Linked DNA regions of Homo sapiens: region 1 is linked to region 2. Evidence: chromatin loops called from intact Hi-C (ENCODE). Cell type or tissue: heart right ventricle. All regions are shown on one strand. Links, peaks and the distances in the headings refer to the core of each region. The heading gives the core; the rest is flanking DNA.

What was found. A loop is a pair of places that touch in the nucleus more often than their neighbours do. Peaks named below come from ENCODE experiments on the same cell type or tissue, not always from the same donor. Only the 100,000 strongest peaks of a DNase experiment are listed, where the experiment ranks them.
Region 1: a loop joins it to region 2, with 2.0 times the contacts of the local background. A loop is called at or near these places in 4 of 110 quality-filtered maps.

What each region holds. Positions count from the first base shown.
Region 1 is chr3:107,117,271-107,134,181 of GRCh38, reverse strand. It overlaps LINC00882 (long intergenic non-protein coding RNA 882), which reads left to right. Exons shown (of 4, transcript NR_028303.1): 2 at 4,190-4,294. Among named protein-coding and RNA genes, the nearest start is that of LINC00882, 110 kb to the left of the region's middle. In heart right ventricle, for the core only: no CTCF peak of the experiment used is centred there; a DNase peak (open chromatin) is centred at 9,211; H3K27ac peaks cover 2,393 bases.
Region 2 is chr3:107,197,916-107,214,826 of GRCh38, reverse strand. All of the region lies in intron 1 of LINC00882 (long intergenic non-protein coding RNA 882), which reads left to right. Among named protein-coding and RNA genes, the nearest start is that of LINC00882, 34 kb to the left of the region's middle. In heart right ventricle, for the core only: a CTCF peak has its summit at 8,516 (motif pointing left); a DNase peak (open chromatin) is centred at 6,448; H3K4me3 peaks cover 703 bases; H3K27ac peaks cover 4,534 bases.

The DNA of each region.
Region 1 (16,911 bases), core at 5,941-13,940, 83 kb after region 2:
TCTTTTTTTGTTTTGTTTTGTTTTCTGAGATAAGGTCTTGCTCTGTCACCCACGCTGTAGTGCAGTGGTGTGATCATAGCTCACTATAGCCTTGAACTTAGTTAAGTGATCCTCCCACCCCAGCCTCCTGAATAGCTGGCACTACAGGCACGCACCACTAAGCCCAGTTAATTTTTACATTTTGTGTAGAGATGTGGTCTCATTTTGTTCCTCAGGGTGGTCTTGAATTCTTGACTTCTAGCAATCTTCCTGCCTTGGCCTCCCAAATTGCTGGGATTACAGGCGTGAGCCACTGCGTCTGGCCAGTTTGTTTCTTAATTCAATTACTGACTTTAGAGTGGAGCCCTTTAAGGAAAAGGGCTAAAAAAGTATGCAGTTTTTTAGGGCCTAATATTTATTGGAAGGCAGAACACTCACATCCCCGCAAAAGCCAAAGAAATCAGATAACACAATACAAAAGAGAGAAGAGTTTTAGACCTGGAAAGAATGTCTGCTATGCAACTCTTGGGGTTCCATTAAGAAAAACAGAGGCTCCTCGCAAAAAGGAGTCTGTGGTGCGTTTTCTGTTTTCTCCCAAGGGAGTCTAGGCTGTCAGAAATTCCTTTTTTTTTAGGTCTTTTATGTGGCATTGAGAGTGGCAAGAAAAAAGAGGGACAGGCAGAAGCAAATGGAGAAACAGAATTCAGTTGACAGAGTTTAACAGAGAAAAAACAGAGGCCTTATAACAACACGTGTATACCTATATACCCCAAATACTAGTTTTCACTAAGTTATACATATATACCCCAAATACCAGTTTTCACTAAGTTGACTTTTGACTATAGAGCTCTTAAAAAAAAATCTTTTTTTTTTTTTGAGCCGGAATCTCACTCTGTCGCCCAGGCTGGAATGCAATGGCGTGATCTCAGCTCACTGCAAGCTCCCCCTCCTGGGTTCACGCCATTCTCCTGCCTCAGCCTCCCGAGTAGCTGGGACTACTGGCGCCTGCCGCCACGCCCCGCTAATTTTTTGTATTTTTAGTAGAGACGGGGTTTCACCGTGTCAGCCAGGGTGATCTCGATCTCCTGACCTCGTGATCTGCCCGCCTCGGCCTCCCAAAGTGCTGGGATTACAGGCGTCAGCCACAGCGCCCGGCCAAAAAAAATTTTTTCCTAGTTGTAATTCCTACTCAAACCGTTTTACTTTTGCTTCTGATGCTAGCAGGGCTCTCATTGTCAAAAGAGCACCTCACAGAAGCAGCCATCCACTGCAGCAGCTGCCCTTCCTTAGTGCATGTGATGGACAGCTTTCCGCTGACAGTCGCTCTAAACGTGCCTATGTTTTTGACGTGTCCCGTACTCATGCGTAAGTGTCTGAAAGGTGAGTCACACCATTCCAGGAAGTGACAGCCACCTAGGACCTCCCCCATGGATGCTTCATTCCCTTTGCTCATTTCTTGGTCTTTCAGCTCCTGATCTGGCTCCCCACATGTTTCGTGGTAGCCAGGTCTATGCAAACCTACCCCCAAGTCCATGGCAGCTGACAGGCTAAAGAAAGAGGATGACAAATCCAGTTTCTTAGAAAGAAACATTTAATAGAGACTCACGAACGGAAGCCATGTCTGTGTCCTGGATGGTGGCTAGACAAGATGGCGGATCCCCACTGCAAAAGTTTCTCTAAGTTTCAAAAGGTCAAGGCCTAGATCAGCACTAGCAAAAGCAGCAGGAACAACTTTAGTGAAATCACTAAGACAGAATTCGCACAAGGAACTCAATGTCTGTACAAGTGAGTAACCTCTAAAATAGCAGTCCATAAGGGTAGGGTTGGGGGTGGTGGTCAGAGGTTCTCTTTGAGATTCTGAACGCTTTATGGATGCTTCATCCAGGAAAAGGCATAATCAAATTTTGCATATGACTTTGGGGCTTGTTAGACTCCTCTGGCAGTCCATCCATGGTATGAAACTTGGCTACCCTTTGATTTGTCACTCAGCCCTCCATTTACTCAGCTCCACTCACACTTAGATGATTATATATTATACATTATATTGTATTCCTTGATTTCAATAGAATATTATCTAGCAGACATACTAATATTTTGGTTATTTACTATATATGAAAGACACAACTTCTTTCTTTTCTTTTTTTTTTTTTTGAGGCGGAGTTTTGCTCTTGTTGCCCAGGCTGGAGTGCAGGGGCATGATCTCAGCTCACTACAACCTCTGCCTCCTGGGTTCAAGCGATTCTCCTGCCTCAGCCTCCCAAGTAGCTGGGATTGCAGGCTCCCACCACCATGCCTGGCTAATTTTAAAAATATTTTTAGTAGAGACGGGGTTTCACAATATTGGCCAGGCTAGTCTCGAACTCCTGACCTCTGGTGGTCCACCCACCTTGGCCTCCCAAAGTGCTGGGATTACAGGTGTGAGCCACTGCACCCAGCTGACACAACTTCTTTCTAAATAATCTTTATGCAACTTATAAGTTATAATCCTTATTATCCTGACTTACGAGTATGACCCAATCTTTGAATTTAGTTTCTTTGTTTACTCGTCAAATAATCTCTCATTTTTAATTGTAAGAAATTAGTTCTGTAACATAAGTGAGCCTGAAAGAAAGAGAACAGGCTCCGATAATGGAGTAGTTTTTATCAGACTTATCTTCCCAGTAGTCCCACACTGTCCCACTCACACACAGTCACACTCAGTGCCTTCCCAGGGGCAGCCCATAGCAGAATAGGATGCACACTACTCTGGGATGGAAGGAAAGGCAAGACTTCAAGGACTGGGCTGCCTAGCCAAACCTCTTTGGTGTGTTGCATGAAATTTTTGAAGTTTTTATGGATATTGGAGGCAAGAAGAGATACAATAAGAAGCTCAATTAACTAAATGACTTTTTTATCAAAACTTCATCTCACCCTAAATGGGCTTTCAGTCATCTCCCTAGTCTCACAAGTGAGCACTGAGGGATCCTTGCCCTGGAATTAGTCAGTTCTCTATGAATAGGCATTTAAGAACATTTCTCTCTGTAGCTAGAATGTCAGGTCAGCTACCTGGGCATTTACTTGGTTTCTGTCCTGATAGAGCCCAAGTGCTTATGTGATAACCTAATTCTCTCACCTTGTCCTCCTGTTCTTATGATATTTAAAAAGTCTTTTCCTTGACTTATTCTTCAATAATTGTGTCATTTTGGTTCCTGCCAGGTTAGCGGCTTCCTTGCTTTCGATTCTGACTTCATTGTGTCCCCTAATCCCTAAATGCCTTCTTGATTTCAGCCCACTTCCTTTCTGACCTCCAGTGGCACTGGCGTGTGTACAGACACACTGAGTTCCATTTACATGTGCCTAGGACTGTGCACTCACTTAGCCTCACACTCATCCACACTCACATCCCCACTTTCCCACAATCACTCACACTCAGTGTCCTCCATTTACTCAGCCCCACTCACTCTCGCCCAACCGTACACACTTGTTCCATTCACTCACACTCCTGGTCGTTCCCTTCACACTCACACTCCTTCACATTCATGACCAGCCACCCCACTGGCCTCCATTTAGTACTACTCGGTCTCACCCAGCCCTACCCATATGCACACCAGAGTCAGCTCACTCACAGTCGCACAGTCAGTCCCTCAAATGCAGTCACTCCCTCAGGAACTCCTTCCCTCTCACTCAGGTACAATGTCTCATTCATCCTCAGTGCCCTTCACACACTTCATATACACACTGGGCATGTGTCACACCCACTCACACAAACTTCAGGCACAGCCAGTCCTACCCACACTTATTCACGCTTATTTCACTCATGCCCAGCCCCACCCACTCACACCTAGTCACACTCACATGTGGTCCCAAACAGTTCCAGTATACCTAGACTCACACAGTCCTACTCATACCTAGTCACACTCAGTCACGCTCACACATGGTCCCGCACAGTTCCAATACACCTAGCCTCACACAGTCCTATGCATACCTAGTCACACTCAGTCACATGCATACATGGTCCCACCCACTCACACTCACACCTAGTCACACTCACATATGGTCCCACACCGTTCCAATACACCTGGTTTCACACAGTCCTTCTGACACCTAGTCACACTCAGTCACACTCACACATGGTCCCACACAATCACACTCACACTAGTCATACTCTATTCTACTACCTCTCAGAGAATTCCACTCTATTCTACTCTCTCGGTGTCATTTGTCCCCTCAGGAGGATGCAGCATTCAAGGTTCTATCTTGGAAGCAGAGACTGTGCCCTCACCAGATGCTGAACCTGCTGAGCACCCTGATCTTCCACTTCACCTTCATCAGAACTGTGAGAATTAACTTTCTATTATTTATAAATTACTCAGTCTAAGATATTTTGTTATAGCAGCAGGATCAGATTGAGACAAGGAATTTATACCAATTTAGACTATGCATGAATCCACAAGAATCCAAGTGGCACAAGAATCTAGCACCAAAATGGCAGCTCAGGGAAAGCTGATTCAGTTTAACGTTCAAAAGAAGAGGCAAAACTAATTCTAGAAACTTGTTCCCTTGAGATGCTCGGAGACGTGCCCTGGTTTAGAAAGAAAATACAGAATGGAAGCTTTGCTCTAAAAGACAGGTTCTTGCATTAGAAAAAGGGTTACTTCGGACTCACTGGCTCTAAATAAATTAGTCAGGAGAAAACTAATGAATGTTACCATGGAATTATCCATAGGACTTAACCTTCTCAAAATAGTTGTGAGTGGGATGAAAGAGCAACAATGAGTTAACCAGAGACACTGGAAGGTGTTAATTAGAAAAAAAATATATCGTATAGAAACAAATGTTGGTACAAGCATACAAGTAAAATTTTCAACTGTGTCATTAATACTTTCATTGTATAATTAATTTCTAGGGTGCTAAGAATTCTGAATTTATTGAGGAAATAAATGTCTGATTGCAACAAAAGAAAACTTGTCTGGCTTTGGGAAGGAAGAGGCTTAGGAAAAAAATTAAAGGCGTCTTTACTAGAAGTTCAAGGTGAAAACACTGCATTTTTTCTAGTACTTCACTACGTAATCTAAAGAAGTCTGGAAAGGAGCCAATGCATTAAAAATATAGCTAGAGGAAACCGTTCAGGGAGAAGACTTGTGGCAGTAGCAGTCTGTGCAAACATTCTCTTTCTCTTTCTGTCTTTCCAAGCAAAAATTAAACCTTGATTATCCCTTTATAAAAATAGGGTACTCATTTCCCAGTGAAATGTGGGAACTGCTTCTCTTTAGCAGCATAGTACCCAATTATTCTTACAGAAAATAATTTTATGTAATTTAAAAAATATACTGTCTTCTTGGTATGATTGTTCTTTTTGTGTGTACAGATAACCGCATTTAAAGAAATATTTAAAACTCTATCTTGGATTTCTTGAAGGTTTCTGGTTTGATTAGGCCATCTGAGTAGATAAATAACGAAATGATGCTAATGTGTTGACACAAGAAACAATGTTCAAAGGTAGACACCACCCAGGTGACATTTCTCATTGCTACACATATGTATATACGTGTGTATGTGTGTGCATATTTACATACCTTTGGGAAGATACAGGTGTAGCCAGAATGCTCTCACATGGTCGTCATTATCAAAATTCTCCCAATATATCCATCTCTTCACTTTTTGAGGTCATGGTCGGATTGAATTCCATGATTTCATGGTTCTATTGTATCTGTGTGGGAACCATGTGACTAGTTTTAAGAAAATATTATGAGCAAAGGTGACTTTGGTTACTCTCTGGTTAATTGCAAGTCTCTCTGGGGCACCCTTTAACTCTGTGATGTTTGAATGGTGACTGCTTTATGAGCCTGAGTCTCTGAATAAGTAAAAGGAGCAGAATCCCCTGTTAACCTGTTATGGACATGAGTAAGAAAGAAATCTTTCTTGTTTGAGTCATCAAAACTATGGGATTGTTTGTTATTGCAGCATACCGTAGCCCTATTCAGACTTCTATAATCTGATAGTAAGGGCAGATTTGGGGACAATTTACCAAAATCAGAATTATAATTCTGGTGACTCAGTTTGGGAAAAGAAATTCCATTTGACATCCAGAGATTCCATCTCCAGAAATCAAGAGCAATTGCTTCGATTTTTACAGATTCCTATTTGTTTTTGGACTAGACTCCAAAGAATTTGTTGTACTGTATAATTTTTAAGAAACTTAGGCTGAATAAATCACCTGAAAAATTCATTTTTGCCTGTAGAGCTGCTCATGGACTATGTTGAATAGTAGAAACCAGTTCTTACCACGTTGGTTATGCCACAGGCAATGCCAGTTTTTCTTAGCAAAGTTGAACTAACTATAACTTTGATTTATAATATATGTTAATATGATGCAAAAATGATAGTTCTTTTGTTTGGGTCTTTCACTGAACACATTTTATTGATTGCAGAGTTGTACAGCCAAAGATATTATAGAGAGGGTTGTGGGATGCCTAAAAATGCTGAGTTTGTTGGCAGAATCGAGATGACTCCTAATTTCTAACAGTGTCATTTTTCTGAGGCAGGAGCCAAATGTTATATTGTTTTAGCCAAGCTTCTTGAAATATTAGTCTATAATTTCTTTCCTTGCTTTCTGACACTCTTACTTACAGTCATCAAGTTTTAGTCACCATCTCGACACCAAACATGCACTGGAAAAGGTCTCTAATTTACTCCAGAGCAACAAGATCTTTGGGTACATTTCGGACTTCCTATTTTGATCTCCTGGAAGCTTTAGAAACTGACACATAATTGTTTATGTCAACTTTATTGGATCGCAGGGTCCCCATATATTTGGATAAACATTATTTCTTGTGTGAAACAACAGAGTGAGGTTGTTTCTGGATGAGATTAGTGTTTGAATTGGGAGACTGGGTGAAGCGCATTGCCCTTCCCAGTGTGGCTGTGCATCTTACCATCTGTGGAGGGCCTGGACAGAATGAAAGGGTGGAGAAAGGGAGAATTCGCTCTCTCTGCTTGAGCTGGGAAATTAATCTCATCCTGCTGAAAGCAGGGGTTTAACGTTTAGACATTAAACTGGGGTTTCCACCATCTGGACTCCTGGTTCTTGGGCCTTTAAACTTGGACTGGAATTATACACTGGGGTTTCCTAGGTTTCTAGCTTGCAGATGGAAGATTATGGGACTTCTCAGCCTCCATAATTATGTGAGCCAATTCCTGTAATAAATCTCTTTATACAGATAGATATAGATGTGTATCTGTATATATGTCTATCATCTATCTGTCTGATCATCTATCTCCTATTTGTTCTGTTTCTCTAGAGAACCCTGACTGATATACTAACCAATCATTGCCTTCTTGAAACTCTTTCCTACCATTGTTCCTTGACAGAAGTCTGGCTTGGAGGTTCTGTTTCTTCACTGGAATCTTCTACTCCATATCCTTAGGCTCCTTTTCCTCTCCTTACCATTTAAATATTGGTTAGTATTATTTTCTTTTCATTCCACTACCTGAATACTGATGATTTACAAATCTTTTTCTCCATCATAAAGCTTAGTCATGGGTACAAGAAGTACATTAAAGATATGCACCTCCTGCTACTTTGATTAGGATGTTCTATGGGGCTTCTATATTCAACCCATCCAACAGAATTCATGATCTTCCCCTCCCTGAACATCTCCACTCAAAGTCTGTTCTTTCTTTTATATTTCCATTCTTGAGGAATGAAACCTCCATCTGCTGAGCTATTAAGCCAGAAACATGAGAGTAATTATAGAACCTTCATATATAAGTGTTTAAATACTATTGTTTCAACTGCCTAAATATCTCTTGAATTTATCTCTCCCCCAATATCCTCATTAAAGCTTCCATATTTCTCTGTCTTTTTCCCCATGAATTAGTAGAGATGCTCCCTGACCAGTTCACTTTCCTCCTGTCTTAGCTTCCCAATTTACCTTCCACAGGGCAGTCAGAATGATCTTTCCAAAGACAAATCAGAATATTTCCCTTCCTTGAGGAAAAACCTGTCAATGTTTCTGCATTGATTTAGGATTATACTCCAAACTCCTTTATGTGGTGCACAATGCTCCTGAGGGCCTAGAACTTTACTGGTTTTAGCCCTGAAATTCTCACCATCACAGACAAAGCCTCATTCCCTGGGCAAACTGCAGTGGTTTATCGTCCCAGCTCAAAATATCTTTTTCGTTCTGGTCTTCTTGACTTGTCTTCAAGGTTCTGCTTAAGTTGATTTTTTCTAAAATCATATCCCAACCAATTTTTTCTCTAGCCTGAAATGTGTATACAGTGCTTGTATGTCCTCTAAGAAAAGGGATTATCATATTCTACTTTAATCTGGTCTTGCTATACTTTGTGCTTTTTAAAGAGAGATGCTCTATTGTTTTCATCTCTACATCTCAAACACATCTAGCACAGTGATTAGCACATAGCCATTGATAAATATTTGTTGTATGATATTAGAAAAACTCAGGGCATCCATCTTCATGCTGTATTCAATAAGTAACATAACTCTTTGCTGATTAACTTAGTATTTTCACATTTTTATTGTTTTCACTTTGAAATACAATCTTTTATTTTTCCTCTTCTGTTTTACTACCATTATTTAACTCAAAAATAGTGGTTATTTTTCTTGTTCTCTTAGTAGATCCCCCGTAATATGTTTAAACTTATTTGAACATTTCCTGCTTCTTCCATCCTAAAAGATGTAGACATGTTTAGAATAATTAAGAATATTTGCAAAAAGGATTTCTTACAACACTTAGTGAGGACCAAAAATGTACCAGGTTCTGTGAAACCTAAGTGTAAACTGAGGAATTTTGACTCCTGCCCTACAAAAATTTACAATCCAGGCAGTAAAGCTGAACAGTCTAGCCTGAAAATCTATTTTAAAACTGTTTTCCCCCAGTCCGAAGATATAACCTTGAAGCTTACTGCAAACCCCCCTTTTTTTTCTTCTCCTTAGTCTTAAAATATGGCCTTGGAGTGTACTTTCTTTGAAACACCATGTCCCTCCCTTTCCTGCCATACACTCCCTCACCTCGTGCACATTTATCTAACTGTATGCTTGTATCTAATTATGTGCTTACTTAGAAGTTCCAAGGGGCTAATCTTAAAACAGACAAAGCATAGAGACCCAGCTGCCAAATTCCAGAGATTACCTCAAGGCAGTTAGTCATCAACCTGGCCAGTGCTGAGATGACACCAGCCTGTGCTCCAGATGGCCCAAGGCTTGAGATAGCACAAAACATTCAGACCTTGGACTCAGCATCCCTCCCTCATGCCTCCCATTCCAAGTTCCCTTTTGTAAGCCCCTCTTTCCAGCCTAAAGTTTGAAGTGGTTCCTAGAGGCAAAAGCCAGCTGCGTCCCCACTGTTAGCTTTGGAAAATAAAGTCACTTTCCTTTTCACTGCACTTCATTCTTGTTACTGCTTTTGCAAGTGGTGAGTAGCTGAGCATGAGCTTGGTTACAAGGCAAGCATATGCTCTTAAGAATTTCATTTTAAAAAGCCCAAAATTATGAATATATAATCTAATGACCTGGGAATCTCTTCCTGTAATATACAAAATGTCTTTTAGGGATAAATAGAGGTGGGATATTTAGTTTTTTCTTAGGTGCCAAACACAACCAAAAAAGGCATATTTGAAACAAAACTGAATATTTCCCTTTTCCTTTCATTGATTTGTTTTAAATTTTAGCTGTCCTGTTTTGAATTTTCAAGGGCTTCTTGTCTCTCATTATTCCTTTTAAATAGTATTCTGTTCTTTGTTACTGACATAAACTCATTTCTCAGAGAATAGTAATGGCCAATTAAAAAAAATTCTTTCTTATACCCTGCATTGCCTCTTTTTCCTTTGTATTCCTATTTTTTCTTTTTTCCCCTATTTCTAAATTTTTTTCTGCTGGAAATTTCTCTAAAACACTTGTGGCAGTCATGTTTGAAGATTGAAGCAATAGAAAGTTGATTGGAAGCTGCAGGCCAGGGGAACTTATTTGCTGATAATTTACAGGGTAGTCCAGGGGAACTCAGCTCTTTCATTAGAAGCCTTCAAATTTGGAGTGTCTTTTCTTTGGGACTATTTGATTTATTCTAGGGAGGCATCCTCTCATATACTATCTTGGGATGGGGCTTTAAGCCCAGCTCTAGCATTCTATAAGCAGGGAGGAGGAAGGAGGCTGAGGCTGGATCTACTATTCACTGTGAAACTGCTTATTCAGTCCTATTGTCAGCTCCATGTTCCCACCTTCCTACCTTCTACTTAGGCCTGGTGCCCTAAATCTGAAGCCTTCAGATCCTGTCCTTTAAGGAAGCAGTAATGGTGGGGGTGAGATGTGAGAGGGATAACCACCAAGCTGCCAAGGATGCAAGGATGGTTGAGAGTGGCCTATAGATTTTTTTTTTTTTTTTGACAGTCTTGCTCTGTCCCCCAGGCTGGAATGCAGTAGCATGATCTTGGCTCACTGCAACCTCTGCCTCCCAGGCTCAAGCAATTCTCATGCCTCAGCTTCCCAAGTAGCTGGGAGTACAGGTGCACCCCACTACCTTTGACTAATTTTTGTATTTTTTGTAGAGACGGGATTTTGCCATGTTGGCCAGTCTTGTCTCAAACTCCTGGCTTCAAGTGATCCACCAGCCTTAGCCTCCCAAAGTGCTGGCATCAGGTGTGGGCCATGGTGCCCAGCCTGATCTAATATTTTCACATAAAGAATTTTAATTAATGCCTCTGGTTATAATCATATACATCTTACTCCTATTTGAACTATTTTGATAGGAGTAACTATTTTGATAGTTCAAATCCAGAGTCTTTCAAGGAGTCCTCTTTGTAGAACACTCTGTTCATACTTCTTTCATATATTAAGTCTGTTACTAATCCTATATCTGTTTTCTATCTTTTAAAAAATTATTGAAGTCTTTCAATTTCAGTAGTCTTATATTATTTTCTTCTCCTTGGAACTTGTACCTTTTATATTTTATTTCTCATATTGTTATTTGGGGAAAATTTCAGGACAGAGAAGAAATAGATGTACATATTCAATCTACTATTGTTCCAAATAAATTTATTATGCTTTTGTTTGCTAATTTTCCTTTGCCACATTCACTGGTTATGTGAAGAACATACTCTACTACTTATTCCTTCTAAAGCAATGACACTTTAAATTTGTCCTTTCCAGTCACTGTTTAAGTGCAATGAGTGTGTTGTTGGCAACATAAGGCAACACCTTTATAGAACACGGCCTATAGATGAATGAGAAACTAACCTTCTTTAGAAATTCTAGAAAAAATCAACTTGCAAATATATCTAATCACTAAAAGCATATTCTGTGCAGATAGTCTTTATTTACTAGTTATCAAAGGGTTATTTTCATGCAAAATAAAAATATACCAATAAAAGCCTTAAAACTTTGGAGAGCTGATTTTCTACTTCATGTTTTTTTTTTGAAATGTCAGACATGACTAAGGAGTGAGGTCTTTTTCTTTTCTTTCTGTATAGATATAAAACCCCCTTTCAATCTCCAGGTTTTGTTGATTTTGTTCCCTATTTTTTTTTTTTACTTTCTATTGCCTGCACTCTGGTAAAATCACCCTCACCACTCACTGGCTGTAATGAAAATGGCAAATACATTCCGTGCAGCCTGTCTTCCCCTAGCCCAGCCTGTTCTTCACACTGCCATCATAATGATGTTTTAAAGACAATTATAATCATAATCCTAGAGCAGAGATTGTTAACCTGAAATCATCCATGGTTGATCAACTTTGTAAGTCTGTGAATCCCTTACATTATAGAAAAAAAGTAGTGTTTATGATTATTTTATTTAGGGGAGAAGCCTAGGTATTTCATCATATCCTTGAAAGAGTCTGTGACACCTCCAACTGTTAAAAATCACTCCACAGAGAATCAAGTTGATGAATAATGATGAGAATAGCCGATGATCTTAACACACATGACTACCAAAATCTCTATTATTTTTCTGGAAACATGATTACTAGAAATCTAAATGGCATCTGTGATTGATTGGTATTCTCTTCCCCCCACATAAGAGTGGCAGAAGAATGACTGTTAGCCAAGTGTCTGTCAAAATGAACTACAAACATATTCATTAGGAAACAGGTTGTTAAAATGGATCAGGTATAAATATGTTTTGCATATCACAAAAGACACCTAAATTAAGGAAAGCTGTGAAAGAGCAGATAGCCATTTTTCAATTATATATGACCAATGTGGCATTTTTTGATATCTTAGTCAGTAATTTGAAGGTCTAGAAATGCCATACGTGCCTATGTAATTTGGGGTCACTGCTTTTGATACAGGCAGTGAGTCTAGAAATTTCTACCTCACTCAGAACAATCATGCTATGACTTTTTCCTACTTGTGCAATTACCAAGATTTCACACCATTTAACACTTTTATGTTTATGCACATGAATATTTACAGGGAAATAGACTTGGGCATTAAAAAAAAAAGTCATTCAGCTTCCTTGACTTCATCAGGTTGTTTGTGGAGGGGCTATTTCACAAACACACAAGCTACAAATCAAAGGTATATGACACCTTTTTATATTATCAGGCAACATGGTGATAAAAAAATGAAATGGAGTTTGTGAATTTTATTACTCCGGGTGACAATTTAATATGTGGGTGATGGTGTGCAGCTCCCAAATGAGATTTGTTGCATCCTCAGAACTGCATAAAATGTCTAAAGAGAGGGGCAAGCTTCCATGCCATATATAGACAGACTCATTGGATCTCCCGAGGAAGTCAGATTGGAAACTTGTAAGTCCATAGTCATTCACAGATGATAAAGTGTGTGAAGTGGGGAGCAGGGAGAGGCCGTGCTTGCATGAAGAATTTTAATGACTTAACGTTTCTTCTCTTCTTATTAATTTTAGCGTAGGGAGGGCAGTGGGATAAGGAAGTCATCAGTCTTGCATATGTCTTTTTCTGCTACAGATGGTACAATGGTTGATTTGGTACAAGGATCATACCAAATATGTATGCAGGAAGCCAAAAAATAGAATCAAATCAAACATGATTTTATAGTTGTTATTATTCCTAAAAATATCTGTGCTCCTGTAGGCATATGTCTTAGATAGGAGAATGCTGTTGGAATTTCTGGTCTCTGCATTGAGGGGCTGTTGGTCTTTTGGAAAGATGTGCTTATTGAATGGGACAAGCTTGCCCCAAGAGGCATTGCTAGGGCTGCTCCCAGACCTACTTGTGATTCAAGGCTGTGCTTCTCCTCTGCACGTGAGACAGGTGAGTTATGTTACTTGCTAGGTAAGAAGGAGGGGAGGAGATAAGTTACCTGAAATCATCTGATGCATTATTATCCCCTTCAGTATGGACATAACGTCAGAAGAGGATCACTGAATCAGATAGGGTAAAGCATTCTTTCGACCTCCCTGCTGGGGGCTTGTCTGTCCTGTTGTGCTGTACTTCTGTGCAGGTGGAAACAAGATGAACTCAAACCACTTGTCTGATTAAATGGGCCAACTGTTTCAGTCATTGCCCAAATAAACGGTGTTTCTGTGCCAACTTTCATGTGTATACTTTGGAGGAAATTGTTACTTCATATTCTAATCTCATCTTTTTCATGGGAGTCTTAGAAGTATTGGAAAGCTGTTTTGAAATCCTTTTTAAAACCTAAGATTGAGCCTCACAATTTTTTTCCTTTATATAGGTATTCTCAGTTTAAATTGCTTTACATTTTTACTTTTTCATTTCACAAATAGAAGGTAATTTATTTTGTTCCTCTTTGAGGGTGCTAAAATGGGATCACTGATTAGAAACTGATAACCACCCACTTGAGCCAGAATTCCTATCTTCTTATGAAACAGCGCTAAAACATTTGATGTAAAATTCCTCAGTATTTTTCAGATCAGACCCTCATTCATTTAAAAAATTTACCTACCTGTGAAAGATCAGAACCTGTACTTTCAGGCTACTGTTCCCTTATTAAATCAGTGAGCAAATGCCCTTAAAAGGGACATTCAATTGAAATTTAAAAAAAAAACATTATTTGAGTGCCTGTTGTATGTCAAGCCCCTTGTAAAGCACTGGGGAGAAAAAAGCAAATATTATAGCGTATAGGAAAGTAAGTAAAGATATTTAACAAACAACCCTAACGCAATGTGATAAGTGCTGTGATAGGGAATTTGGCTCTGTGATTTCAGTGTCAGTGGATTTCTTATTCAGTTAATCTCATCTGCCAAAGAAAATATTTTTGTAATGAGGAAATGTCACCTCTGTTCACCATTGGAAATTACTATTTATCAAGTTGTCATTTACTTGGATAATGTTATCAGGTATTGTCTAGCAGATAATATAGAGGGAAAATAGAACTATCTTCAATAGAGCCCCCTTTGACTTGTAAACTATGATACTCATAATGTTTAGTGCATGGTGTATATTTAGCTTCCTGCCCATCTGGTCTTTTGTTGAGGGACTGAACAATTGGTTTCCATAAGATCCAGTATTAATGAGAGCCCTCATTGTGGTTATTTTTATTACTCTCTTTCTTGAGCAGTTTTTTTTTTCCAAATGAGAATATTTACTGGGTACAAATGTAATTGCTTCAGAGATTTCCAGAAAAGGTGCTAAATTCGTCCTTATCCCAAAGCTGAATTTTAGTTGATCTTTTTTCCTCACCGACTTTTTCAGTTTTGTTTTTCACCACTTTCAAATAAGAATCAGTTGCATGTTCCAATCCTGGAGGTCTCTGAGTTTCCAAACTCTGAAGAAAGGGGCAAGAAAGGAAGAGTTAGGGATGTTAGAAGAGTTAGAAGAGTTACGAATGTTCCTATGTGCCTTCCGTCTGTCTTATACCTGCTGCGTGAGGAGCTGACGCCAACACCCAAAGCCCTGGACAAAGACTTCCTCCACAGTCACTTTCCTCTGACCCACAGGAACCTCCTTGGCTCCTCTCCCTCTTGCCTTCACAGCTTGACTTCCCCTTGTCATCTTGCCCTGTTAGGATCTAGCACCCTCAGAGCTGCTCTGGAAACCCCATAGGGCCTATCTCTGCCACTTGTACTACTCCACTCGCTCTCAGTAATGTGGGTGTGAGGTGCCTCGTCCCCTTGCCTAGCCCTTTCATAACATGGCTGGAAAGTCTTGTATGTGCTGTCCCCAAAACAGATCAGACAATGTTGACCCAACAGAAGGAGCATGGTCACCTCAGTCCCGGTGGGGGTTGGGGGTAGGGGGTCGGGGGAGCCAGTGAGGGGGAAGCGCACAGTGAAGGAGGCCTTGGATTTGGAGACAAAATTCATTTTGGGAGCCTGGAAGCTCTCTGGAACTGGACACAAACTCTTGTCTCTGTAGTTTGCTTACCCAGGGAACTTGGGTAAGAGCTAGTGAATAACTCGTATATGTATTATATGACCTTAATAAGTAATATTGTTTAGCCTGAGTTTTTGATACAGTTTTCAACTGCATGATGTTCTAACTCTGTCTGAGTTTCACAGAATTATTTCTCCAGAGTAAATTGACTTATTCTTCTGAGCAGAGCCCAGGTAGCCTAGTTATCTTAACTGTGAGGAACTGATAGAGCTCTCTATCTCCTTGGGGGATGTTTAAAAATACATAAAGCAAAATTATATCACCTTAAGAACGTTATGGTGATATAACATTCTTATCACCATGCTTTTAACATGCAGTCAGCCCTGCCAAATTTTCCTCTGCCATTGAGAATTGGAGTAATTATTATAAGTGCAGACAAAACTAGGTTTCTCTTGCAGGCAGATTTTTGTGATTGCACCCTGGACTTTCGTTCAGAATTCTTTTCAGTTTCTTAGGAAAGCTAAATGAAATTGCTGCAGTAAGGCCAGAGGGGGGCACCAAATAATCGTGATTGATAGAGTGGTTTGGCTGAGCATTTGCGGGAGGCTCAGGCATCAGGCCTGTGAGCCTCTGTGTCTGTTTTGAGCATTTTGGGCATAAAACATATTGAAGTCTCTTTGTTTACGGAATCGTCGTCAAGCCAGGAGCTGACACCCGAGCTTCAGTGGCCCAAAACATACTCAGCTAATGGGGAAGCAGCAGTTGGCAGGTTCTGTGGTTGTAAACATTTTAGAAAAATTTCTTCACGCTTTTTAGCTCCTTCCTTATTTCACTTATCAGAGTTGAATTGTGGGAAGAACTGAGAAACAAACTCTGCCATGCTCTTGGAAGGCGAGAATGCAGATGGGTCGTTCTTTCTGAGACAGAGGAATTATTGGCAATTTTCTAGGATTAATTGTTCTTGATAAATTGCTGAAATATCTATTTGGTCCTCAGGAAACTGGGGAGCATTCAATACCATTTAAAGTGTTTCTGCATTATTGGCTATTTCAGAAAAGTTGGCTTCCTCTGCTGTACTTCCTAAAGCCAGATTTCTAAATTCAATACAACTTTCAAAGCTATTCTACCACAATTGTTGCAATTTATCTAGTATGGAAAAGTAGTGTTTCATGTTTGTTGGTAGTTACTACTCCTTGTGATCTGTAGTTTGCTTAGATGTCCTTATTTATAGTGAATTAATTTAGGGCAGTGGGCAGGGGCCAGGGCAAAGGAGTTGGAATGTCCTCTATTCAATTGAGGAGGGTCTAGGTACGCTTACTTCATTCTTTGTCAGTACATGATGGATTCTAAGTCTTCTTGCAAAATACGTGTGAACACAAAAGTGATTAATTATGATCATGTCAAATTTGAAACTGATTTAAGTCCTGAACTATAATCTGTCACCTCAGTTTTCCTTTTAGACTTTTTGTATGGTTTAGGAATATTTCAAAAGTGTCCTTTGACCATCTCTTTTCATAAAGTAAAATCTGTGATCATGGGGTTACACGACAAGTCAGTTGATGCACACAGAACAATGCTGACTCAGGGAGACAGAGGCTGTGAGGGTTCTTATAAATGCTGACCCCTTCATATGCCGACATGTTCACTTAGTGTTTACGAACTTGAGCTCCGGAGCCAG
Region 2 (16,911 bases), core at 3,591-11,590:
TTGTTTTCTGTAGCCATCATCATCAATGATCTTAGCTAGATCTTCTGGATAATTTGCTGTAGCTTCTACATTAGCATTTCCCCTTGCACTTTTTTGTTTTATAGAGTTTTTTTTTTCCTTAAACTTCGTGAGCTAACCTTCACTAGCAAATGTTTCTTCTGCAGTTTCCTCACCTCTTTCACCCTTCATAGAATTGAAGAGAGTTAGGGCCTTATCCTGGATTAGGCTTTGGCTTAAGGCAATATTGTTGCTGGTTTGATCTTCTATCCAGACCATTAAAATTTTCTTCATATCAGCAACATTGCTGTTTTGCTTTCTTATCATTTGTGTGTTCACTGGAGCAGCACTTTTAATTTGCTCTGAGAAATTTTTCTTTGCATTCACTACTTGGTTAACTGGTACAAAATACCTAGCTTTTTGGCCTGTCTTGGCTTTCAATATGTCTTCCTCATTATGCTTAATCGCTTCTAGCTTTTGATATAAAATGAGAGATGTGCAACTTTTCCTTTCACTTGGACACTTACAGGGTTATTACTTGGCTAATGTCAAGATTGTGTCTCAGGGAAAAGGGAGGCTATACGAGAGGGAGAGAGATGTAGGAATGGCCAGTTGGTAGAGCAGTCAGAACACATACAACATTGATTAAGTTTGCTGTCATGGCTGGGCGTGGTGGCTCACGCCTGTAATCCCAGTACTTTGGGAGGCTGAGTCAGGTGGATCACTTGAGGTCAGGAGTTCGAGACCAGCCTGGCCAACATGGTGAAACCCTGTCTTTACTAAAAATACAAAAATTAGCTGGCCTGGTAGTGGGTACCTGTAATCTCAGCTACTTGGGAGGCTGAGGCAGGAGAATTGCTTGAACCCAGGAGGCAAAAGTTGCAGTGAGCCAAGATTGCGCCACTGCCCTCCAGCCTGGGCCACACAGTGATACTCTATCGCCAAAAAAAAAAAAAAAAAAAAAAAGCTTGCTGTCATGTGGGTGCAACTTGTGGTGCCCCAAAGCAATTACAGTAGTAACATCAAAGATCGCTGATCACAGGTCACCACAACATATATAATTGTAATGAAAATATTTGAAATATTTTGAGAATTACTGAAGTGTGACACAGAGACACGAAGTGAGCACGTGCAGTTGGAAAGTTTGTGCTGATAGACTTGCTCGACGCAGGTTTGCTGCAAAACTCCAATTGTAAAAAAACAAAAAATGTTATTATCTGTGAAGAGCAGTAAAAGGAAGGGCAATGAAGTGAGGTATGCCTGTACTAGAGTTTGTTTGTGTGTTTCTGCCCAAATGGTTGAATGCTGTTCTGATTGTATTTGGCATCGAGCTAATCAGAGCTGTCGTAAGGGGAACTATGGTTTTGGAGTTTGTTGTGCTTGGCAATTCTAAGGAAAGTAGCCATTAGAGCAGAAGAAAGTGACCTTACAAACTGATGCTAAAAATATCCCCGGTCTACATAAAGAAAATACACACAAACCTCTCATAGCCTTTCTTAAAGAAAGAGTAGAGTTACCTTTCCTAGATATCAAACATTCAGTCTCTATACTGTCCTTTGGTGATGGGATTTTTTTCTCTGCCAATCTGCATTCACTGCTTATTTTAAACTTTGGAAATGAGCAAGCGAGGGCTGAGAGTGAAGAAGCTGAACACATAGCAACATTTATGTGGTTTTGTGCACCATCAAGTAACAAACTGTAGCTTTTGGATCTCTGGACATCTACTTTTGCACTGTAATAAAATAATTCTAGGGCACAATTTCAAGTTATAGGACAATGATACTCTGTGAGTTTCAACAAGAGGGGAAAATGAAAAAGGATGTTTTTAAGTGAGGGTAGAAACACTTTCAAAATGAATGAAACTCTTTGAATTACAGTGTACTGTGACATAAAGAAACAGTTGTGGGTCAACTTCAAAATTCTGGTGTTTTCATCTCTCGGAATTTCTTGGCAGTGTCTCCCACTTGAAGGTTTATAGTGAGTATAATGTACCATTTCTACTGATCAAAGAAAGTTACTTGGTGTCAAAAAGCTACTTGGGAACCAGCCTGATTACTGGGTTATTTCTTAATGAGTTCTGGCACATGGTTCTCATCTTTTTAAGAGGGAAAAGTGTAACTCGGCAGCACCAAGTGGAAACATAAGCATTTTGGCAAGTGTGGAGATGCAGCACAGCTGGATAAAAACTCCCTGCTTTGAAATCTCGTATCTCAAATGCTACATCCATTTTTAAGCACATTGCACTGTCAGTTCAGGTTTCAATATGAACAGGAACTGGGGCCATTCAATGATATAGTAATAAATCAAAGATTGGGATCTATTCACTGGATTGCTTGCGCTCTCTTTTTTTTCTTCACAAGTAATTTGTGAGGACAACAGGTGAGGGACAATGAAGGAGGAGAATATGATGCATGGGTGTTGCGCTGTCGGCGGAAACCTTGGCAAGCAGGACACTTAAGACAGTAATTTATCCTGTGGCATGATCTTCACCTCCTGAATCAGCATTCCTCTGGTTAATCAGGGGAACACAAGGCACTGATGGTTTTTCTTTTAAAAATGCCTTTTATTTTTATTATAAAGTAATACCTGCCTATAAAATGCAGGAAATAAAGGAAAATTTAATTGGTAAAGATGTTGCCTACTGCAGCTTTCAGCTTTCCATCTTTGACACACAATTGTCCCTGTAATCCAATACAACTTGAATAAAGACCTCAGTCTCCCAAGCATACAATCTAGTCCTTCAATGGCAGTCAACAAACATACAACAAGTTGCATACCCTGAGTCAGGCACTGGACTAGGTGCTGAAAATACAAAGGGAACACAGATTTGGTCCCTGACACACAAATCTTAATGGAGAGTGGAAAATTATGAGCAATTAAACTAGTGACTAAGTCTGGGAAATTACTGGATATCTGAAGGCTGAATGAATCTGTATAAAGACTAAAAGAGAAGAAGTGTAGAAGTGGCATGTGTTTTTTCTATGAACACATGTGTTTTCTATGAATCTTGGCTTCCTCACCTGTGAAATGAGGAGGTTAGACCAGATGGTTTGCTGGATGATCAACTTGTCCCGGCTTGCTTGGTACTTTCCCAGTTTCAGCAGTGAAATGTCCTAGGAATCTTTTTAGTCTCTGTTTTAAAACTGAAAGTCCCTTGTCCTGGAGACCCCAAAGTCCTGGGAAAACTAAGAGGGTTGGCCATCCTATTTATATGGTTATTTCTAGTTCTCATATTCCATGATTGTATTTTGAGAAAGAGTACTTGAAGTTTATGATATGGCCACAGGGTAAGACAACTTAGATTGAAATATAAGTACATTAGCAGTACTATTATTATGTTTTTAATCCTAAAGTGTGATTTATTTAAACACATTTTGGGCAAAACAAGCTTTGTGTTCTAGCTTATGACAAAAACATTAGTATTGTATTTTTGGGAAAATAAGTTTTATTCTTCCAAGAAAATATCTCACAAATAAATATTTGCAAGCACTTTGCAGGGTCACAAAGTTTTATGCAAGCAGTTATCTTTGTTGTGATTCTCAGTTGTGTCCTCTAAAAGTCTGGTGTAGTGGAAAGAGTACTGGCTTTGCAGTCAGGCAATTTTTGTTCTTTTACTTACTGACCATGAGAGCTGGAGAAAATAACTCCTCTGTGATACAGTTTCTTCTTTTATAAAATATGAATAATAATGGCTACCTGGTAGGGTTGTTAGGAGAATCTGAGTACATGGGCATGTAGAAGTGCTCAATGCAGATTTTTTTTTTATTTCTGTAAACAGTTTGCTTTCTGTTATACTTAAAGGGATCTGGATGTGTTTGGGATTCAAGTGAGAGAGATGATCTTTATAGGAGTGTATCAACAAAATCTTGACTATGAATACATATATCCGCAAATACACAAGTATATACATATACAAATATATATTCCTCATTAATATTGCACAAAAGAGCCAAGCCATGTCCTAAATGTTACTACTGAAAATTAAGATCCAATCTAGGCCATAGAGTCCTGTAAACCCCATTTAAAATAGGGTTGAAAATTTGACTATTATAATGAGGTAAAAATGGATTTGACTTGTCCAATAGCCATTAAGTCTAATGATTTATTTGTATTTTAAAACACAAAAAAAGGACTGGATATTTGCAGGTGGTACCTTACTGAATGCTGATCCATAGGTTACTCTAACAAGGGTAATTTTACATTTTAAATAGTAACATTTAAAGTCAGAATTCTTAAATGTACACCAAGAATGATGGCTAATGAGTAATAACAGCTTAAGTTAAAAAGCTTAACAATAAGTTAATTCTTGTGTGCATTTATTACAAACACTACTGTGAGAAGTAATGGCTAAAGTAAAAAAGAGGGCAGAAAAAAACATCTGATGCTATAATGCGTCTAAATAAAGAATGTGAAACATAAAGTTTTGTTCTACATCTTCACTGGAGATTTTAAAGGGCAAGGAGACCTAGCTCCTTGAGATGTATAACTATTTGCTGACAAGTTGGAGTGTCATTAGCCAGTGTTCTAGAAAGTGAATAATATAATCCCCCCCCCCCAGCTCTACATTGATACATTTCTTAGCTAGGAGACAAATGTTAGTTTGTATTTCGTAGACCAAACTATTTTAACATCTCCATTTTCATTTGTCTGTATAGACAAAAATGTTTGGCCTACAAAGACACAGCCGTGAATATTGAATGACCCAGTTCAGTATCCATTACCTGAATGTTGTTGTGTCCCCACTGTATGCAGGGGAGATGTGGTAGGCATCGGGATGGATGATGACGATGATGATAATTAAATGAGTGAACAGACAAACAAACGGCAGGCATATTTCCTATCCTCTTAGTGTTTACAGTTTTGCTGCAGAGGAATGATTTTATGAAATAACATAAGTAATTTAGCTGAGATTATTTAAGCATGAGTTTTTGGAACATTTTCCCCCAGAATCAAAAAAGTAGGGTCAGTGCCAAAGCAGCCAGTTCCAAAGCGATGCTCTAAAACCTTAGAAGTTTCCTTGGAGTAACAAAAAATTTCCAGGAAGTGAAGCAGTTTATAAATAGTTTCAGATCTTTGTGGAAATACACAGAGAAACTGGCAGAAAATGAATCCATGGAGATTTTGACAAGACCCCTCTAAGCAAGATCTAAAGACAACATCAGATGGAGTTGTCTGTGGATTATGTACGTATTGTCAGAGACATTCATGCAAAATAATGGGTTTGGTGGTGACAGGGTTACAGCCACAACAAGAAAGTGAGATACAGTTAGTGGAATTCTCAAGTGCTCTCTTAGGATGAATAAACCTTAAGAAAGAACACCCTGCTTTTGTAACAGATGAAGAAAGGCTATGGAAGAGACAGATTCTGGTAAGACAGAGCATTCTCTAACACTAAAGATGACATTTCTGATCTATGGGCACGGGCTTTCACATGGGTTAAATGGGTGCAGCAAATAGTGTTTCAGCTGTTTTTGGATTAAATGAGTTGTTCAGGATTTGTAGTGTAACGGGCATCCATGGAAAACATTTCAGTATTTTAGAGAGCCGTACCTTCTATGTGTCTCAACAGTGTTATTTGAGGGCTCTCTAGGAAGGCTTCCCTTATCTAATTCTCTCTCAAACTTTTGAATAAAAGTCCTATTATTAGCAATTCCTGTGTGGTGACCATCATCATTTCCCTTTGTCTCTTTTTGAAGATGAATAATTGCAGAGAATGGAAGTACCCTTTCTCCATCACACCTTGGATCAGTGCTTATTAGATCACTTTCCTGATTGATGACAAAGATGGGAAAACTTGAGAACACTTCTCAGTATAGAAGGAGGAGGGGTGAAGAGAGGCTGCAGAAATGGTGTTAGAGTCCTGGATGACAACAGTGCTGGCTTATCAATGTTTTCAGGGCACTGCCGAATGAAACATGAGATTTGTATACAAGAACTTGAGAGCTAAGAAATGTTTACTTTGCCTAGGAAATACCCACTGGGATATTGTTAGGATGGAAGTAATGAGGAAATAATAATGATGATAATATACTTTTTAAATTCTCTCAGCATTGTTGAAAAATATGATTATAACATTGCAGTGGTGGACAACTTATCAATACCAACCTCCATGGAAATCTAGGTCAAAGAAAACGTAACCACAGGGCCGAAAAAATAAATCCATGAGATGGCCTTTAGCAAGGTCACAGAAGAAAATAATTTCCAGCCCTGAGAACCCCGTGATTTCCTTCTTGTTTCTTTTCATCTTTATCCATTCTGTATTCCAGTATTTTGTATCTAGTGTTCTTCTCCTAACCCTATGCCTTTCTCAGTATGGATATTTTCGGTCTAAGACCTGAGGATATTGCCACTGTTTTGGTGATTGCTTTTGCACTTGTGTAGCAGCTTTTAAATTCCCATCTTTTTTAGCAGCTGCAGCCAGACAAACATATGAGTCAGTGGGAGGGGTTTAGAGGAACTGGCTCAGTTCTCAAGGGAGCAGTAACCTTTTGGCAGTCCAACAAAAAGAACATTTAAAGTCCAGTGACTGCAAAAGCTCTCTCTGTACATGTGATAGCAACTGCAGTTTTCCCAAGGTCTACTAAGGGTTTTTTCAGGAAGAGTCAGGTTTCTGCCTATAGAGAGACACATTCCTGAAGGCTTAACTCTGACCTCATAGCTCAAGTGGATACAAAATAAAATCTGGAGACAGCTGGGAAGTGATAAAGGGCAAGGAAGAAATTTGGGGATATGAAAGTGACAATGTTTTATTAAATGTTCTCACTGGGTTTTGTTGCCTGTATACCCTACAGCGCAAATAATGAAGGACAGCTAATCTTTCTTTTTTCAGTACTAGTTCAGGGTACAGGATCTTTCTCTCTACTGTGTTCACATAAGAGATTCTCCAAGAATTGTTTCCCTACCTGGTGGTCCTTGAGAGCCTCTTAGAGGAATGGGCATTTTCAACTCAATCCTTTTCACCTGTTCATCCTCAAGCAGAGGTCCACAGGCTGGGATGTGCCTGTGTCTGAAACTTCTACTTTAAGCAACTAGTTGCTGATATTTGACTTTTTACAAAAATGCCAATTTGATCAACTTAAGAGGAATACAAAGATAAGAGTGGCTTGTTGATTTCTGCAGGAAACCAATAAATGATTCCTTGTTTCTCCGTTTCCTTGCATTGTTCTTCCCTGTACATTATTTTCTTTCTTCTTTATTGCTTATCATAAAAAGAAGAGTAAGGGGGTCTTATGTGGAAGGGATGAATAATAGAAAATTATTTTTGTGTCAAGTAGAAACAATAGATTCTTTTGCTAATGAAAATTTAGACAATACTTTCTGTGATACACATTTTGCTGAGATAAAATGTCACAATCAAGAAGTCCATTTACACTGAAATAGGCAACCTAATAGTATCTTAATTAACATAGAAGAAAGTGGTAATTAGAGGTCATTTGGAAAGCTGGAGACGGTGTCCCAATGAGACTGGCAAGTTTTACTTCATGACTCAAGGTACAAGTCTGGGTTCTTAGTTGCAACTAACAGAAAACCTCTGTCCAACATAGGCAGAAAAATTATTTGTTGGAAGGATATTGAGTTTCTTACAAATTGGTGAGAGGACTAGAGATCAGATTTAGAAAGAGATTGGAAATCAAGGGACAGTAAACAGCTGAGGATCCAGCTGAGCTCACACCATTGAAGCAGGCTGTTGAGGATCAGTCACTATTCCTGCTGCCATTTCAAGTGCTGCTTCTGGCAACACACCAGTGTACTGCTGGCCACTAGCCTCTGGCCTCTGCTATGGGGGGCCAAGAATATCTCTGACTCTTCCAGCAACTTGGCATCTCTCTCTCTCAAGAATCAAAGGTCTACTCAAGAGCATCTAATTGATTGAGCCTAGGTCACATGCCTTTTTCCAAACAGCTAAGAGTGGTGCCCAAGGCTGGGTGGAGGGTTGAGGGGAAGGAGACTGGGAGGTGGCATTTTCATTTCCAACTCGATTTGATCCATGTACTCATCCTCCAGCAATGATAAGAACCCCCTTATTTTTTTTAGCCTGTTGGAGGTAATGACATCTACCCTTCTTGTACTTTTGCAGTACTTCATATATTGGTCTTACTGTATTGTTCTATTTATAATTTATATGTGTGTTTTTCCCCACCTGACAGAATTTATGGAGAAGAGGGATTGTGTTGTGTTTTTAGCATCATAACCTACAGTGCCTTACATGCATTAGGTGCTTAAAATATATGGGTTTAATAAATTATGTTTAATGATGATGTCGCAGGGAAACCTAATATAATGCTAATAAATCATAGCAACAAATGTTGAAAGAGTACTTGTTATATACTGGACATTTTCTTATTTCATCCTTATAACAATCCTATGAAGTAGGTTCTATGCTTTTTCATTTTATGCATGAGGAGCTAAGGCTCAGGTTAAATAAGTTGTCCTTGTTTATATAACTGAAACTGACAGGGCAGATATTCTAGCTAGGGCGGTCAAATTCCAGAGCCCATCATCAGAACTGTACTGCCCCCTGGAGGTAAATCACAGAGAAGAGGAAGATGGATCCAATCTTAGAGAACAGAGACCACTAGTTTGCTATATTCTCAATAGATGTTCACTTAGAGTGTATGGTATTTATTTGATAGGAATCAAGGAATAATTTTATATTTACTGATATAAATGAAATCTTATTTTGAATTTAATATTGTTCTAAAGTAATAGGCATTGCATAGTAACGACTAAAAAAGCATTCCTTTTTTGCAGCATTCTAGTTATGTTTGCCTCATAATATAATAAATATAAATAAATATTTATTATGTTATATATTTTATATAAATAAATATTTATTAATAATATAATAAATATTAATAAAATAAAAATAAATATAAATAAATACATCTAAATATAAATAAATCCACATGAATATAGAATATTCATATGAGAATCTTTAAATTTTGTATCTCACATCAAAATTTTTTTATTTAATTATCTAAAGTCATAAGACAGAACTTCATATTTTACTCCAAAACTTAAGAATTTTGATTACTTTTTCTTTTCCATCAAAGATTTTCTTGCCTAAATATGAATAGGCTTATAGTATAAAGTAACAGTATCCCATTTTTAAGGCGTAAATGTATATATTTTTATTTTTAAGCTGAGTTGTATCTGAGAAAGAACATATACTTTCATCAGAAATGATAAAAACGTAGTTTGGGGAACTGTTACTACAAAAGAGCAGCACGTCTGACTTTCATGTACTGTAAGTTCAAAGAGACTGTTTCATGCTGAGTAAGCACAAAAGAAGGATTGGTCCTTGGAAAACACTGAAAGCAGCTCTTCTCTATGAGACTTAAGAAAACAGAATCAAGTGAATCTAGAAAGAGTTACCAATCTGAATTTAAAGGTGATTGCTTGTATTTTTCTAATTAAAATTTTTTTTGTCTTTCAAACCAATATTATTTTATTTAGTTATTTTTAATTTTTAAATTTTATTTTAGGTTTGGGGTACATGTGTAGGTTTGTTATACAGAAAAATTGCATATCACTGGAGTTTGGTGTACAGATTATTTCATCACACAGGTAATAAGCATAGCATCCAATAGGTAGTTTTTTTATTCTCTCCCTTCTCCTACCCTCAAGTAGGCCTGGCGTCTGCTGTTCCCTTCTTTGTGTCCATGTGTTCTCAATGTTTAGCTCCCAATTGTAAGTAAGAATATGCAGTATTTGGTTTTCTGTTTCTGTATTAGTTTGCTTAGGATAATGGCCTCCAGCTCCATTTATCTTGCTGCAAAGGACATGATCTCATTTTTTTTATGGCTGCATAGTATTCCATGGTGTATATATACCACATTTTCTTTATCTGTTCTACTGACTGTTGCTGGGTATTTAGGTTGATTCTATGTCTTTGCTATTGTGAATAGTGCTGCAGTGAACATATGTGTTCATGTGTCTTGATGGTAGAATGATTTATATTCCTTTGAGTATATACCCAATTGGGATTGCTGGGTTGAGTGTTAATTCTGTTTTAAGTTATTTGAGACATCACTACACCGCTTTCCACAATAGTTAAACTAATTTACATTCCCACCAGCAGTGTATAAGTGTTCCCTTTTATCCACAACCTTGCCAGCATTTGTTATTTTTTGACTTTTTAATAATAGCCATTCTGACTATTCTTATTAATAATTCTTATTCTTGTTAATAATAATTATTATCACCTAGATGGTATCTCACTGTGGTTTTGATTTGCATCTCCATAATGATTAGTGATGTTGTACGTTTTTTCATATGCTCACTGGCTGTGTATATGTCTTCTTGAGAAGTGTCTGTTCATGTCTTTTGACCACTTTTTAATGGGTTGTTTGTCTTTTCTTGTTAGTTTGTTTAAATTCCTTATAGGTTCTGGATATTAGACCTTTGTTGGATATATAATTTGCAAATATTTTCTCTCATTCTGTACCTTGTCTGTTTACTCTGTTGATAGTTTCATTTGCTGTGCAGAGTTTCTTTAGTTTAATTAGGTCCCATTTGTCAATTTTTGTTTTTGTTGTAGTTGCTTTTGGCATGCTTGTCATGAAATCTTTGCCAGGGCCTATGTACAGAATGGCATTTCCTAGGTTATCTTCCAGGGCTTTTATAGTTTTAGGTTTTACATTTAGTGTTTAATCCATCTTGAGCTGATTTTTGTATATGGTGTAAGGAAGTGGTCCAGTTTCAATCTTCTGCATGTGGCTGGCCAGTTATCCTGATCTGCTTGTATTTGGATAACAAGTTGCTAATGTGAAAAGATATCGTTATGTCATTATTTTTTTCCCGATATTTGAGGCATTTTCGCAGAAATATGCAGAAGTCATGCCATAATTTTTTTATGCCTTTTTGTATAGTTTTGGAGTAAATTTCTAAAAGGCTAAATTTCTACATATGGACTTACTCAAATTATAAATTTCAAGTAAATGGACAAATATTAAGGGCAGATATAGAAGAACAATTGATTTTGAGTAGGTTTGTGGGAAAGATTTTGTAGGTGATGGAAGATTGAGCATATTTGTAGTAGAGGGAATAGAGTTGTGGTGAAGGAAACAGCAAAGGTGTGAGGGAGGCAGGAGATTTGTTTATTAGGCTGCAGATTGTTGAAAAAAGTGGAAGAAAAATGATCAGGTTCAATAAAGGAGAGATGAGTGGTGGAAGCCAGAGAAGGGAGATACAAATATGAAAACTTTCAAGCTGGGGCATTTCCAAGAGATGATAGGCTGCAAAGTGGCTGAAGTGGATCATAGTTGTAGTTGTTTGACATTGAGAAGGTCAAGAAAAATGTGGTGGCAGATGAGGAGCTGTTGATTTTTGTCTTAGGTGGCTAGAGCTATTAAGGAATTTAGGATGTGTCCTGGAGCTCACCAGATGATGGAGATAAAGATGTAGGAAAGTGCATAAGGGAGCAAGTGTGCCTCAGCAGAGGATGCTCAGGGCTGGTGAAGGGCAATTTTTTGGCAGCAGCAGTGTAGAATATGCAACATGAACTCCTCCAGGCCACTGAATTAAGAGGAATGCAAGATAGCAGCTCCCACAGGATAGAAAACTGGGAGTGAGCATCATATAGGAAAATTGAGATGTCCAGTGCAGTCAGGAGAATGTACATCTTGTTTTGGTTGATATGGTTTGGCTGTGTTCCCACCCAAATCTCATCTTGAACTGCAGCTCCCATAATTCCCATGTGTCATGGGAGGGACCTGGTGGGAAGCAACTGAATCATGTGGTTAGGTTTTTCCCATGCTGTTCTCATGATAGTGAATAAGTCTCATGAGATCTGATGGTTTCATAAAGGGGAGTTTCCCTACATGAGCTCTCTCTTGCTTGCCACCAGGTAGCTGTCCCTTTGCTCTTCATTTGTCTTCCACCATGATTGGGAGGCCTCCCCTGCCATGTGGAACTGTGAGTCCATTAAACCTCTTCCCTTTATAAATTAGCCAGTCTTGGGTATGTCTTTATCAGCAGTGTGAGAACAGACTAATACATTGGTTCTGTCTTTAATTACTAACACTGTCAATGAGCACTAACAATGTGGTAGACATCATGCCGGATATTGGGAATTCAGAGATTTAAAACAATGCACCATTATGAAAAGTGGGTGCACGTTGAATACAGCTGAAGTTGGCTTTCAAATCTGACATAATCACCACCAGCTCTGTGGCCCCACTAAAGTTCTCAACTTCCCTGAGACCCAGTTTCTTCATGTATAAAATAAGAATACTAATAATTTACCTTTTAGGGTTGTTTTGAGGATAAAATATAAAGTAAATAAAAAGTCTATCATAGTGCTACCTGAGAGTTGCTATTATTATTGTTGTTTGTTATTGTTATTTTGGTTTCTAATATGATCATCTGTTGGCGCAGATGTATGTAACTAACAATAAGTTGGTAGAAAGACTTAGGTTAAATCCCCCCTGACAATTTTACTTTGGGAACTCTGGCATTGGGTTAAGATTTAACGAGCTACAGAGGCCAGGAAGTTTTGTCACTGAGATGAAATAGGGAGATAGATCACAGGTGGAGGTTAGTAACAACACTGCAGTTTGTGTAGTGATCGTGGGTGCAGCCTGGAAGTAAGGTCCATGGTCTGTCTTGGGAACACATTGGTAGAAGAAGCAATTGCATCAGAAACCAGAGAAACCATCTATCTGGGCTTCAGTTTCTCTTTTGTTGGAAAAATATACCTCCCTGCTCCTGTTTCATCATTGTGAAGATTACATGAGATAATGTAAGTGAAGGTGCTTTGACAACTGTGAAGGGTCTATCTATATCAGGATGATATGTTTATGAATATTTGTGGGCAGAATTTCCAGTGGCTGCTGTTTCCACCATCCTGATGAGACATGGAGAAAACGTTGTGCTGTTCTCTACAGGAGAGTAAATCCAAGAGTTAAAAAAAAAATTATTGAAACATTTGTGAATGGTAAGAAAGAAAAATTTTGTAGTTCTGAGGAGAGAGCTTCTCTGGTAACTTCTAGTGTTATTCATCACTAGAAAATATTTTGCTTAGTAACAAATACTGTAATAAGATGAAATGTGACAATTTTCTAAGCCATTCTTGGATTCTTCAAAGGAAAAAAAAACTTCCATTGTTTATTTGGAATAATATCAGAAAATAGAGCTTTCTTGTCTGCTAATATTTCTATTCAGACTCGTGTGGCTCTTCTCTTTAAGCAGCCAGCCATCATAGCACATGTTCATCCTTCCCTTTGCTTGTCTTTTTCCTGGTTGGAGCGGGTTCTCCTAATTTAGTTAGCTCTTTTTACGTTTGGCCTCCAAATGATTTGTTGAAACTACTTTTTTTTTTGAGATCTAGCCAGGCTATACATGGTGATAATAGGTAAAATGAATAAGTAGAAGACATTCTCCAGAAAATACTGCCCATTTTAAGACCAGATGTAAAAGATCAACATTCATAATGATCATAGCATAATGAATGTAATGATGTACTGGGTGCTGTTCCTGAAGTTCTGCATGTTTCAACCTGTTTAAATTCCTCACAACAATACTAAAAGCTGCTTGTTATTGTGACCCTATTTTAAATGTGAGGGGTTTGAAGTACAGAGAGGTAAAGTTACCTGCTCAAGGACTCTATCTAATCGGTAGTGCCAGAGTTGGGACTGGAACCCAGATAGTATAGCTTTAAGCACTAGGATATGCCTTTTTTTTTTTTTTTTTCAGTTTTGAAAGACTCACAGAAGAATGTTAAAATGGAAAAAATCAATCAATCAATAAAAGCGCTGGAAAGGATAATATATATATTTATTATATTTTAGAATAGGAATAGGAACACTTTTTTAAATTTGAAAGAGGTAAATATAGCACAATAATTGAAAATGTGTTTGATAAATTTATGCAATTTAGTAACCCAAGAGGTGATTCATACTGGAAACCTCCACTCTTTAAAAAAAGTTCCAGTGAAATAAATGTACATTTGGGTATCCTTGCTCTTTGGGTATACGTTCTCACTTTTTCAGGCTTATTTCAGGACCAGTCATTACGCTCACCTTTTATTATTGAGGTGCTATTGATAGAACCATAGTACTGCACTCAGAAACTGTTTTTTTGTTTGTTTGTTTGTTTGTTTGTTTTTGAGACGGAGTCTCTCTCTTGTCACCCAGGCTGGAGTGCAGTGGTGCGATCTCAGCTCATGCAACCTCCGCCTCCCGGGTTCAAGTGATTCTAGTGCCTCAGCCTCCCAAGTAGCTGGGATGACAGGCACCCACCACCACACCCAGCTAATTTTTGTATTTTTAGTTGAGACGGGGTTTCACCGTGTTGGCCAGTCTGGTCTCGAACTCCTGACCTCAAGTGATCCACCTGCCTTGGCCTCCCAAAGTGCCTGGATAAGAGGCATGAGCCACCATGCGTGGCCAACTTTTTGTTTTTTGTATACATATATTTAAGGTATACAACATGATGTTTTGATATATATAGCAAATATTGTACATAGTGAAATGATTACTACAGTCCTGCAAAGTAACATATCCATCTGTAGGAAACTTTTTATGCTCTGACTTGTGAGATCTTGTTAACTTCCTTGTGTGGGTTTGACTTTAATCTCACGTCTGTGTCGCCCCAGGGAAGTTTCTCCTAGCTTTTCAAAATCACTTTACTAGATTCTAAAAATAACTGCCCTCCCTTTGGCTTGAGAGACTAAATTTTGGGTGTCACCCATGCGACATTAAATGGAGCAATGATATTGTGACTGGCAAGAGGCAAGAGGCTTGGGTTTCCAGTGATTTCTATAATAGCTGAATTTATAGTTACTTATAAAGTACTCTAAGAAGGAACTTTTCATTATGAAGTCAGCATGACAGATTTTTGGATTTCTAAATCTGTCTTTGCAATATTATTCTGTGCTAGTTTGTTGAAATGTGACACTGCATCTTTCATTCAGAGATATGAGTACTGACTTGGCATCACTTGTAGCTGTGAATTTTTATGACATATCCATTTCATTTGAAATTATTTAAAAGGAATGGACTGGGCATGGTGGCTCACGCCTGTAATCCCAGCACTTTGGGAGGCCGAGGCAGGTGGATCACCTGAGGTCAGGAGTTCAGGATCAGCCTGACCAACATGGTAAAACCCCGTCTCTACTAAAAATACAAAAATTAGCTGGGTGTGGTGGTAGGCACCTGTAATCCCAGCTACTCAGGAGGCTGAGACAGGAGAATCACTTGAACCCGGGAGGTGGAGGTTGCAGTGAACCGAGATCACGCCATCGCACTCCAGCCTGTGTGACAGGGCAAGCACTCGTCTCAAAAAAGGATTGCTTTATTTTTTAAGTGATTTCATTTGTTTTTGGCCAAGTTTCTTTTTAAGGTAAGATTGTACAATTATTATATTAATAGGGCCAGAACAATGGTGTATTATTTTGCAAAATATTTTAGCAAAAGAAAGGGCCAAATGAAGAAAGTGATCATTCAGTAAGCTTGCAGAGACACACTTACGGTAAACTCGCTATGCAGTTACTCCTGTGGTGCTCCTGCTCTTTTGCCAGTAACGGGAATTTATTTGATTATATAGTTTAGAAATACCAAATTATGCATTCCAAATCATGTTTATTGAGATATGCCATGTAAGACAAATGGCCTGGTGTTTTGTTTAGAGCTTGGAAGCTGAGATGTTCCAGCTACAGTTCGGCGTTTCCCTAGGGGACTTGCGGGGAAATGGGACAGCCTAGTTCTCAGCTTCTGTGGCTGTAAGACGATAATTTCCAGCTGCTGTGGGAGTTGGACTGGTGGCCTGGCCCCAGGGAAATATCCTGGTCTCTTGGTTACGTCTCTTGCACCCTCTGGGGCTATATGCTGCATTCTCTCAGGCACATTTCATGCTCACATGAGAGGAAACCATCCTTATTGGCACTTTAAGGCATCAGGAAGCTTTTACAAATGTTGTCTCTGACAGCTTCGGAAGGGGCTTTTCAGCTGTCCCTGTGACCCCTGCTAGGCTAAACATATGTTTAAAACATGTGGAGGAATGGTCAGGTTTAGAGGCTCTGCTGTTGCTGCTCAGTATTATTCCTGGCTCTATTTTCTGCATGACTTGCCAACATTCTCATTGTGTGGGGCTTGCAGCTGCCACACAGTCATACATACTAGTCTCAATTTGGTGCTTCAGAGCTCCCAAAGATTCCACCACTTCTGCCAGAAGTCCTGCCGGTTGTTACCACCCAGAATGCTTTCAAGTTCGGAGACGAAGCTGGGGAGACTGCTTCTCTCTCTCTCTCCTCTCTCTCATTTAATTACATACTTCAAGTTCATGGAGAAAAGCTCTGTTAACTGCCTGTGTGGTGTCCACCACAGGGCTCTGTGCAGAAGAGCGCTTAATGAATGGTGTAGGGTCACCCACCGATGTTTTTCTAAGAATGTCTGGGTTAACTTCAATGCTTCTGTGAAGCAGGGGATTCTTCCATTGTAGTAATGCAGATATAAATTGATCATGAGTAGGAGATGTCGTAATATTTGACAGCTTTTCATAAAAAAGATCTACCAGGTCTTTTTGAATGAACCCTTCAACTTCCTGCCATCTCCAGTCTCTAAATGTGGCAGTCTAGATTTTTTTCAGGGTAAAGTAAAATAGTAGACATGACATATTTTGGTTGTCCCATGAGATCTCATTAAAGAGTCTGTAGTATAGTTGATGCTGGCATTTTTGAGTTGCAGCACTGAGGAAAGGGGAGAAATGAGGTTTGGAAGGCAACTAAAATGTTTCTCTTCTAGGAGCTACATTGGGACCTTTATAAGCATTTTCTCATTTAATGCTCGCAAAGCCCTATGATCTAGTCATTTCACTCCTATTTTAAAAATGGAAAAACTAGGCCTAGAGGGCTAAGTATCATACCCTAGAATACATATATGGTAAGTGGTAGAAAATTTTAAATCCAAGTGGGTC